Regions from separate parts of the Homo sapiens genome. Here region 1 is linked to region 2. A link is a contact called in ENCODE Hi-C or POLR2A ChIA-PET data. All regions are on one chromosome and are shown on one strand. Each heading gives the region's core, a stretch centred on a gene start or an enhancer-like site at or near the end of the contact. The rest is flanking DNA. Distances are from core to core; before and after follow the strand shown. Region 1 has its middle 150 kb from the start of ZNF365. Region 2 has its middle 60 kb from the start of ZNF365.

Region 1 (6,058 bases), core at 1,695-4,194, 94 kb after region 2:
GTTGTTGGTTAGAATGTTCTGTAAATATCTGCTAAGTCCATTTGTTCTAGGGTATAGTTTATGCCCATCGTTTCTTTGTTGACTCTCCATCTTGATGACCTATCTAGTGATGTCAGTGGAGTATCGAAGTCCCCCACTGTTATTGTGTTGTGTCTATGTCATTTCTTAGGTCTAGTAGTAATTATTTTATAAATCTGGGAGCTCCAGTGTTAGGTACATATATATTTAGGACTGTGAAATTTTCCTGTTGGGCAAATCGTTTTATCATTATATAATGTCCCTTTTTGTCTGTTTTTTGTTTGTTTGTTTGTTTGTTTGTTTTGAGATAGAGTCTTGCTCTGTCACCCAGGCTGGAGTGCAATGGCATGATCTCGGCTCACTGCAAACTCTGCCTCCTGGGTTCAAGTGCTTCTTCTGCCTCAGCCTCCGGAGTGGCTGGTATTACAGGTGCATGCCACCATACCAGCTAATTTTTGTATTTTTGCAGAGACAGGGTTTCACCATGTTGGCCAGGCTGGTCTTGAACTCCTGACCTCAGGTGATCCTCCTGCCTCAGCCTCCCAACGTGCTAGGATTACAGGCATGAGCCACTGTGTCCAGCTCCTTTTTGTCTTTTTTAACTGCTGTTGCTTTACAGTTTGTTTTGTCTGACAAAAGAATAGCTACCCCTGCTTGTTTTTGGTGCCCATTTGCATGGAATATCTTGTTCTACCCCTTTACCTTAAGTTTATGTGAGTCCTTGTGTGTTATTTGAGTCTCTTGAAGACAGCAGATACTTAGTTGGTGTATTCTTATCCATTCTGCCATTCTGTATCTTTTAAGTAGAGCATTTAGGCCATTTACATTCAATGTTAATATTGAGATGTGAGATACTATTCTATCCATTGTGCTATTTGTTGCCTCAATACCTTGTTTTCTAAAATTTATTTATTATGTTTTTGCTTTATAGGTGCTGTGAGATTTATGCTTTAAGGAGGTTATATTTTGGTGTAGTTTGAGGATTTGTTTCAAGATTTAGAGCTCCTTTTAGCAGTTCTTGTAGTGCAGGCTTTATAGTGGTGAATTCTCTTAGTATTTGTTTGTCTAAAAAAAAACCTGTATCTTTTCTTCATTTATGAAGCTTAGTTTCACTGGTTACAAAATTCTTAGCTGATAATTGTTTTGTTTAAGGAGGCTAGAGATAGGGCCCCAATCCCTTCTAGCTTGTAGGGTTTCTGCTGAGAAATCTGCTGTTAATCTCATATGTTTTCCTTTATAGGTTACCTGGTGTTTTTGCCTCACAGCTCTTAAGATTTATTTCCTTCATCTTGACTTCAGATAACCTGATGACTATGTGCCTAGGCAATGATCTTTTTGTGATAAATTTCCCAGGTGTTTTTTTGAGCTTCTTGTATTTGGATGTCTAGGTCTCTGGCAAGGCTAGGAAAGTTTGCCTTGATTTTTCCCTCAAATATGTTTTCCAAACTTGTTAGATTTCTTCTTTCTAAGGAACACAAATTATTTTTAGGTTTAGTTACATAGTCCCAAACTTCTTGGAGGCTTTGTTCATTTTTTAAAAAATTCTATTTTCTTTGTCTTTGTTGGATTGGGTTAATTTGAAAACCTGTTTTTGAGCTCTGAAGTTCTTTCTTCTGCTTGTTCGATTCTGTTGCTGAGACTTCCCAGTGTATTTTGCATTTCTCTAAGTATGTCCTTCATTTCCAAAAATTGTGATTGTTTTCTATTTATGCTATTTCACCGAAGATTTTTCCCTTCTGTATTAGTCCATTTTCATACTGCTACGAAGAAATACCCAAGACTTGGTAATTTATAAAGAAAAAGAGGTTTTATGGACTCACAGTTCCACATGGCTGGGGAGGCCTCACAATCATGGCAGAAGGCAAAGGAAGAGCAAAGGCACATCTTACATGGCTGCAAGAAAGCATGTGCAGGGGAATTGCCCTTAATAAGACCATCAGATCTCATGAGACTTATTCACTATCATGAGAACAGCATGGGAAAAACTCTGCTCCCATGATTCAATTACCTCCCACTGTGTCCCTCCCATGACACATAGGGATTATGGGAGCTACAATTCAAGATGAGATTTGGGTGGGGACACAGCCAAACCATATCACCTTCATTTCCTGTATCATTGTTTTGGTTTCATTAAGTTGGACTTCATCTTTCTCTGGTGTCTCCTTAATTTGCTTAATAATCGACCTTCTGAATTTTTTTTCTGGCAATTCAGAGACTTCTTCTTGGTTTGGATCCATTGCTGGTGAGCTAGTGTGATCTTTTGGAGGTGTTAAAGAAACATGTTTTGTCATTTTACCAAAACTGTTTTTCTGATTCCTTCTCATTTGGACAGACTATGTCAGAGGGAAGATCTGGGACTCAAGAGCTGCTGTTCAGATTCTTTGTCCCAAGGGGTGCTCCCTTGATGTAGTGCTCTCCCCTTCCCCTAAGGATGTGGCTTCCTGAGAGCCAAACTGCAGTTATTTCTCTTCTGGATGTAGCCACTCAGTGGAGCTACTGGGTTCTGGGCTGGTACTGGGGAGTGTCTGACCAAAGTCCTGTGATGTGAACCATTTTCATGTCTACCATCTTCAGGTGTCTCAGTCTTGGATACCAGCACCTGTTTTGGTGGAGTTGGCAGGGGAGTGAAATGGATTCTGTGAGGGTCCTTAGTTGTAGTTTTGTCTATTGCACTAGTTTTGTATTTGTTGGCCTCCAGCCAGGAGGTGGCACTTTCAGGGGAGCATCAGTTGCCATAGTATAGGGAGGATCAAGGCAGTGGGTGGAGCCCTAGAGCTCCGAAGAGATTATGTCCTTTGTCTTTGGCTACAAGGGTGGGTAGAGAAAGACCATCAGGTCGGGGCAGGGTTAGGCCTGTCTGAGCTCAGGCTCTCCTTGGGTGGGGCTTGCTGCAGCTGCTGTGGGGTATGGGGATGTGGTTCTCAGGCCAGTGAAGTTATGTTCCCAGGGGGATTGTAGCTGCCTCTGATGTGTCATGCAGGTCACCAGGGAAGTCGGGGAAAGCTGGCAGTTACAGGCTTCACCTAGCTCCCATGCAGCCCAAGAGGCTGGTCTCACTCCCACCATGCCCCCACCAACAGCACTGAGTTTATTTCCAGGCAGCCAGTGAGCAGGGCTGAGAACTTGCCACAGGCTACTAGCCTTTTAGCTGAGAAAGCAAGCAGGGCTTTCAGGTCTTGTGCCTCCCTGCCTGCTGCGGCTTCTGTGCTGTGTATCCACTCCCGATTCACCTCCTCCCCCAGTTTCTATCGAGGAAATTTGTGTTCAGTTGAAATTGTTACAAAGTTCAGCTGGAAGTTTCTTTCTCCCTGTGGTCTTTTCCCAGTTCCTCTGGCAGCCCTTCCCAAGGATCTCTGTGAGACTAAGTCAGAAATGGCTTCCCTGGGGACCGAGAGAGCCCACAGGGCTCTTCCCACTACTTCTACCCTTGTATTTTGCTTAGCTCTCTAAATTTGTCTCAACTCTAGGTAAGATCAAATCCTTCTCCCATTATCTGGACCTTCAGTTTCCCCCGTGAAGGTGTGTGTTCAAGGGCAGACAATCCCCCTTTCACACTTTGGGCACTCACATTTTTTCAACCATCTTCTGGGGCCTGCAGGAGCAATCTGCTTCCTTCAAAGGGTCTGTGGATTCTCTAGGCTTTCCGGGTATGTTCCTGCAGTAGTTCTTGGAGTAAAAGTTTACAATGTGCATCTCCACAAGCTGCTCTGTCCATCTGAGTGGGAGCTGGAAGTTAGTCCTGCCTTCTATCCACCATTTTCCTGCTGTTCAAATAAATGCCTTTTCTTTATAAATTACCCGGTTTCAGGTATTTTGTTATAAGCAACAGAAAACAGACTAAGACAGACAGCTTTAACCATTACCAAGTTCTTCCTGCCATTAAGCTAAACTGATTCCTTGTAATGTCTTTCCTTTAGTTCTATTTGTGTCTGCTTGCTTATAATACATTTAGTGTTTCTTCTATTAAACAGTCCTTTAGCTATTTGAAGACAACTATGCTGTTTCCAGCCCTACTCTAGCCTCACTCCTAAACTTTCTCTTCTCTCGAATATTCAAAACCAGTTCCTCATACTGAACTTTAACAAAGATCAAGGTTCTGTTTGAGGCAGAAAAAAAAAAAAAAAGAACTGAAACAGTGACTCTTTTTTGTTTGACCACATCCTCTTGTTTATCTTGAAAATCAAGGTGGATAGACTATGAATGTGAGATGAAAAAAGCCAAAGAGGCTCTCTGTGTTACTATGATGACTACTCTGATCTGAGCCACTATTACTTCTTTCCTAGACTACTGCAATGTATTTCTAACTAATTACTAATTGCTATCTCTGACCTGTGTCCCTATCGTGAAGGTAAGAGTACTGACACACAGAGTCTCAATAGGTAATTTACTCAAGATAATGTCACATGTAAAAGAATTGACTCCAAGACTGTTTTCATCTATAGCCTGTAACAGAACTAATGATGGCCAATGAAATTATCACTTGGGTCTTGAATTTAATCTAGATGAGATGAAAATAGTGGCACTTTTGAAAATAATTTTAAAAGCATACTTAAGAGTTCTGGTTCCAAGGAAGATGGAGTAAGCACACTCCACCCCATCTCTCCTACTGAAGGCAGTTATAAATTCTGGACTGAATGCAAGGACCAGCTACTATGTGAAGTCTCTGAAAAATAAATGGTAGCATCCAGGTTGAGGAATAAGACTTGAATTCAAAGTCTGGTCAAATCATTTGTGAATTTACCGTGTTTTCCCTCCAGTATTACCTAGCCTAGACATGAAGGCAGCCTGCTATGGTTTGGATATTTGACCCCTCCAAACCTTATGTTGAAATTTGATTTCCAGTGTTGGAAGTAGGGCCTGATAGGAGGCATTTGAGTCATGGGGGCAGATCCCTCATGAATAGATTAATGTCTTCCCTGTGTAGACGGGTGAGTGACTTCTCAGTCTAATAATTTTCAGGAGAGCTGGTGGTTTAAAAGAGCCTGACATCCCTACCTCTTGCTTCTGCTCTCGCCATGTGATCTTTGCACACATCATTCACTTTGCCTTCTGCTCTAAGTGGAAGCAGCCTGAGACTTTTGCCAGATGCCCAACCTCCCAGCCAGCAGAATCATGAGCCAAATAAACTTTTTTTAAAAATAAATCACTCCATCTCAGACATTCCTTTATAGCAACACAAATAGACTAAGACACAGCCCAGCATCTGAAAGTGCACACTGGCTGCTGTCAGAAAGAGATTCAAGAGAAACTCTTCTGCTTTAAAGGACAAAGAAAGGGGGATGCATAGGGTAGAAAACAGTGGAGAATACTTTGGTATTTTTCCTTTTTCTACTACCCCAACCCCCAGGCATTATGGAAGTGGCAATTGTACAGTGATGACAGTGGTAGCTGAATAGATGCCTAAAATTCTGAAAGAGGGGAACCTTCCCCTGACCAGATGAGTATGGATCTAAGAGCATGGTGTGAATTCCCGTTGCTTTTTTTTTTTTTCTTCTCTGTCTTCATCACTTGACCTGGGACACAGATATTGTCACAAGAAGTGCCTTGCCGAGTAGAAAAAATAAAGCTTCAACTTCCTAGCTGGAGGCCCATGAAGGAGGTGCCAGGAAGCTAAAACATATCAATGAGATCACAGAGAGGTGGGAAGTCGAAAAGGCAATTCTATATTATTGTATCTGAATGCCTGAGATCACCATTGATGTGCCCGTGTATACATCTGAGCATACCATAGAGTTAAAAGACTTGGCCACAGGGTAGTACACATGGGGAACTGATCTGGATAACACAGGAAACATTTTAAAGTTAAAGTGATATTGAAAACATAGCTTATAGAAGGTAAGTCAGAACTTGTGGCCCAAACCTAGCCTAGACAACTGCCTGTTTAAACAAACAAAGAAAAATATTTCCCTTTGGATTGAAACTAGACTTAGAATCTCATAATATATTCTTCAAAACATCTAGGATTTAATCCAAAATTACTTATACAAAAATTCAAACAAGGCAAAAAATAAAATAAACAAACAAAAAAGGAAAATTCAAC
Region 2 (5,261 bases), core at 107-2,606:
GAGACCTGAGGTAACTTACAGTTGGTCACAAAAACATACTGTGAGCATGGGCAAATCACTTTTTGGGATCCCAGCTTTCACATCTGTAAAAATAAAGTGTTGGAAGATGTTTAAGCTATTTTTTAGTCTGGTTTACTGTGATTTGTCTGCCACTTGAGACTTCCAGCAGTATTGTTCATGAGTGGATGCAGGTTAAACCTGCAAGCCGTGGCCCTGTGAACATGGGCTCTGGAGGTGAGGGGTCCAGCCTTTGTCCGGATTAGCATTGCTGGGAGCTGAGGGGCAAATAAGATATTTTAGGAGAGCAGTTTTTAGGAGAGCAGTTTCTTGTTTCCCATATTGTCTCCATCATTTGGTCCCAGACATTTTACTCATGTGCTTCAGAAGTAATTTGAGCCAATACTTTGTTAATTCAACCCTGAATTCAATCTTCCATAGCAGGAAGCAACCTTAGGAATGACAGCAGGTCAGGGCTGCTCCTATAGTTTGAGGGACTTCTGTTTTTCTGTCTTGGAGTCTGATTTCCAGGAAGAATTTCACTGAAATGGGTACCTTAGTATTTACAAACCTAGCACAGATGGATTGACCATTGACATTTCCTGGGTTCTTTTTCTAAGCCCCTTACTTAAACAATTAATACCTTGAAATCTTTTAAAAGACCACTGCCTTTTAAGACCATTGTGAGTATATTAATACCTCCATATTTTCAGTTTAGCCTGATGTTGGGTAAAATGTAAATGCACAACAAATGATAGCAACTATTACCATTATTATAATGACAGAAGACGGGCAATTTTGCAAGAGCCAATTAGGATAAGTATCAGGCCCTAAAAGATTTCCAAATATATCAGTAAGATTGATGAAAATCAGGAAGAAGACCACTTCTTTATCTCAAATAATATGAAAAAGTTTCAGTCCCCAGAATATTCTCTTGAAAGCCCTAAAATGTACATGGAGATCTTTCCCAGTAAACCCAAATTAGGCATTAACTCCTCTCACTTTTCATTTATCATGAGATTTAACAAACTTAAGGATTTGTCCACAGCAAAACCACTCCACACTTTGGGTTTTCCCTAAAAACTCAGATTATCAGGGAAATCAAACCAAAAGGAACTTCAAATTCATCCTAGATCATGGACTGTTCCTTGTAGAACCTACTGCTTGATATGAAGTTTGATTTGGATTTGTTTGAACAGGAATAAAAACTGAGGTAAAGGAAAGGCTACAATAACTCCAATAGAAGTAATGAGTTACTAAACAGTTTAATGAGTTTTGGAGGCCCCTGAAATTTGGGTTCCTGAAATGAATTCTCTCAGACAGTAGACAAATGACTCACCAACTTTGGCCATCGAGGCGGGCTGAGTCATCTAAAGTCAGCTGAATCACCTGCTTTCAGCTCTGTTTTATAAGAATTGGGGCTGGCTGGATATTTCTGTCCCTCTGATTGCAAGTATTAAGCATTTAAAAAAACAGAGAATATGATGTCCTTCTTAGGAAAACCACACAAATTGCTCATGCACAGATGGACTGCATTAGTGAAAACAGATTAGTAATTGCTTTTAGTTCCTGATGATGAAAAAGTGGCTCTGAACACCTACCTCGCTGGATTCTTTACTCACCAGATAAACCAAGTGATACTTGATGACGATCCAGATTTGGATTTAAGAAGCAGAAGGTCAACTCCACAGAGCTCCAAGTCAGGTTGAGAGCATCCTGAGATGGCATCGGTAGAGCTTGCCTTTAAATCCTGGACCCCAATCCAGGCCAAACACACATTATGATTGGAGTTAAAAAAAATGTTTTCACAACAAGGAAATATTGAAATAAGTCAGCTAACATTTTCATTTGGAAATACAGAGGAAGTTAAGGCGTTTTGGGGGTGCTTAGTTTCCTTGTGTGTATTTTTATAGTTTTTTAGTGGGATGGAGATTTAGTGGAGGCAGGCTGGTACAAGGGAAAGAATCCAGGTCCAGGAACTGAAGATTCTTAGTGAGCTGTGTGACCCAGATGTACTTTCAGGGCTTTCTCAGACTTAGTTTCTTCTGCTAGTAAATGAAAATGTGTGTGTTAGTGTTTCCTAAACCTGCTTGAACATAAGGATCACCTGGGGCACGTGTTAAAAAAATCTGAATGCACTTGGCCTCACCCAAACCTGTCGGAATCCGAATCAGCAGGGTGAGGCCTGAGAATTGATATTTTAACCAGCACCTTGGGTGATTTTTTTGTTCAGACAAGTTTGGGAAACATTGAATTAGATAATCAGTAAGATATGCTTCGGGTCTAAGATTGCTCAGTGGTGCTTCAACACAGCAAACCTTATTTTTTTTTTCTCCCTGTAAATTGGAGAAACAACAATCAAATGAAAAACAAATCAACTGATGGGTGGAGAGGTTTTGGTGGGGCTAATGTGCAACTTTATCACAATGCTTACAAACGTTTGTGGGTATACTTAACCTCAGGTGCTCAAGGACTGTGTGTTGTCCCTGCTCTAAATTGATACTTCCTCTTAGGAAGGGCCTGAACAATTCATTCATCCTAGAATGAAGAGCCTTCTTGCATTTTCTCTCTGGCATATTAATATAATTAGATGTCGGTGGGACTGAGACTAGCAGGGAAAGCACTGAAAGCAGTCAATGACTTTACCTACTTGGAAGACTGCACGGAACCGGCTCCACTTGAAGTAGGAAAGCCTGCCTCAGAAGGACAGTGAAATAGGACATTTCTCCCCTAAGCAAGGAAGTATACTGGAAATCAGAACAAAATTAGTGTTGTCATTGCAGAGTGCAAGCTCTGGGCAGCCTCCTTAAGCTGTTTTAATCTCTTCTCACAAAGTCATCTGCTAACAAGGGACATTAGAATAACCTCATTCAGAAGAGTGAAAACTCATCAATCATACATTTCTTCTTTTAGTATTCAGTATTATTTATTGAGGAAACTTATTTATTCATGTCTTCAACATTACTTCTTGAATCCTCCCATGCATCAGACACTGTTTCAGACCCTCTGGATACAGCAATGAACAAGATGGGTTCCTGAATGCATGGAGCTTGAATTCCAGAAGCAGAGATAGACAATAAAATCTGACAAATAAATAAGACCATTTCAGAGGGTGGAAAGGGGTATTTTGGAAACTAAATAGAGAAACCAACTTAAAGAATGACTGGCTAATGACAGACTAAGAAAGATCTTAGTTTATAGGACTTGCTGAGATTTGGGAAGGACTATTTAGACATGATCTTCTTCACTCACAGATGAGCATGTGTCTCTGCATTGGTGGGTGAAATAATTGAGGTCCAGGGAGGATAAAGGACTGACGAAGGAAATGGCAAGACCAGCACCCAGGTCTAGCGTTTGGAGGTAAATTTTTTTCTGATAAACTTAACCTTCTGAATAATACTCCCAAGAAGAAGGTTTCATTTTTTGCCTCACACATGCCTGAGATATATTTATCTGAGTCCTTTTGTATTCAACACTAGCTCTGGTTTAAGTGATGAAAAAGGTTAGAGATCTGGAATAGTGCAAGGCTCTCCACCCTAAATGCTGCAGAATGTTAGTAGCCCATTTTCAGGAGATTAAAGGATAACACTCGGCCAATAATAGCAAGATACCATAGACTTTTAATATCATCTGACAAAGACTATGGAAAAATGGCTTGTTCCCAATCAAGGGAGATCTATAATGGCTTGATCATCAGAAATGAAAAATCAATCCCAATTCTCATCCATTCTTTTAGCTACCATGCATATTATTTTTACCATGGATATTTACAGCTACATTTCCATCCAGACTTCTGGCAATGCCTAAATTCTTCCATAACAAGAAAACAAACTCATTTCTTTTAAAAACCAGTCTCTTCCCCATAGGCAAAGTGGATAAACAGCCTACTCAAATTTGATGTCATTATCTGAAATATCTAGCAAAAGACTAGTTGTATAAAAAATGATATTTCAGCATTGGTGCAAAAGAAGGCTACCCATTCTGACAGTTCTGTGGTATTTTGTCCTTTTAACTTAATGCTTGGAATGTAGGATTTCACACCTGAGACTCTTCAAAATTTTTACTTCATGGGTATTTGGTTTTTTTTGTAATACCGTAATACTTTAAGACTGTTACTTTTCTTTCTTATTCAGCCTTACTGATGCACTGGTCTGAACGTCTTTGTGAGTTTCACTTATATATATATAAAGGAGCCACCACCATCTAATGTATTATAAAAGATACTATAATTAGCGTGTAACTGGCAATCCCACCAGGCAAGCAAGCAATTTTCCAGGCCATGGGAATTTTCTTCTAGACAAATAGGAAAGTTCCAACAGCCATATAAATTAAATAGGGTAAAAAGTTGGTTAACTGGTACTAAAGTAACTAGAACCCTTAATTAAACTAAGTGATTATTTTGGGGAAGTTAAAAGAGGGTACAGGGAATCATTCTTTATATTTAGGAGAAAAAAAAGCCACTGGCAAAAAAATAAATAACAATTGAGATTTAGTTACACAATAAAATTATAGAACATATCCAGATTTGTAATAACACATAAAAATATAATGCTAAAAAGGATAATTTTGATGCTTTACAAGACCTTAGTTGTTAATTAGGTTCATTATTTCATTAAGGCAGGAAGATTTTCACCAAGAAATTTTTATTCACTAAGAAATGAATATTTCCTGAAGCCTTTTGAATCTTGCCAGCACCCTTCATGACCAACATCATTGCACTTACTAAGTTCCTGCTTCTTGTTGAGCAGAGCCAATTAACTGAAAAAGCTAATGATGGAAGGACAACCAATTGGGATCTAGTAAGATCTAGCCCTGTAGCTGGTAACATTGTGCCAGGAATTTAATATGCCTGAGCAGGCTCATCTGTAAGATGGTTATGATAGTACTGTTTATATCATAAGTTGGTTAGGAGGGTTAAATGCCTAGCTCAATGCACCGTAAACAACGAGTGCTCCAAAAAATGTGGCTAGCACACACACACACCAAGCATTTCAAACAAGACCTATAAGCAGATGGACTTCTGACTATAAACTTTCTTATAAATTCCACATAAACTCTCTCTAGCTAAGAGGGAGAGTCAAATACCACATTTAAATGTATGTATGAGAAATGTATTCTCTGTTTCCAGTGATTTCAGAATCAGAGATCATTTTGGATGGTTTATTTTAAAGTCTTCCACAATCTATACCCATAGATACAAATATATGTGTCTGTGGGTGTTTTGGAAAATAGGATTGGGTGGAGGCAGGGAAATGTATGTGGTT

The links. A loop is a pair of places that touch in the nucleus more often than their neighbours do. ChIA-PET counts read pairs that join two places held with the same protein, here RNA polymerase II (POLR2A). Pooled maps may share reads with other maps.
Region 1: a map of CD4-positive, alpha-beta memory T cell shows a loop between it and region 2 (2.7-fold over the local background). The contact joins two enhancer-like sites. A Hi-C loop is called at or near these places in 1 of 168 maps with a recorded cell type or tissue (CD4-positive, alpha-beta memory T cell), 6 of 37 single-sample maps with no recorded cell type and 12 of 50 pooled maps. POLR2A ChIA-PET finds 5 or more read pairs at or near these places in 3 of 52 experiments (CD4-positive, alpha-beta T cell, GM12878 and OCI-LY7).

The regions. Positions count from the first base shown.
Region 1 is chr10:62,524,512-62,530,569 of GRCh38, forward strand. No RefSeq gene overlaps it. Among named protein-coding and RNA genes, the nearest start is that of ZNF365, 150 kb to the left of the region's middle. RefSeq lists an enhancer at 2,820-3,039. Within about 2 kb of position 2,945, at least 5 of the 41 ENCODE cell types and tissues checked have a DNase peak (open chromatin) inside an H3K27ac peak, as active enhancers do.
Region 2 is chr10:62,431,960-62,437,220 of GRCh38, forward strand. It overlaps a transcript of ZNF365 not described here. Among named protein-coding and RNA genes, the nearest start is that of ZNF365, 60 kb to the left of the region's middle. Within about 2 kb of position 1,357, at least 7 of the 41 ENCODE cell types and tissues checked have a DNase peak (open chromatin) inside an H3K27ac peak, as active enhancers do.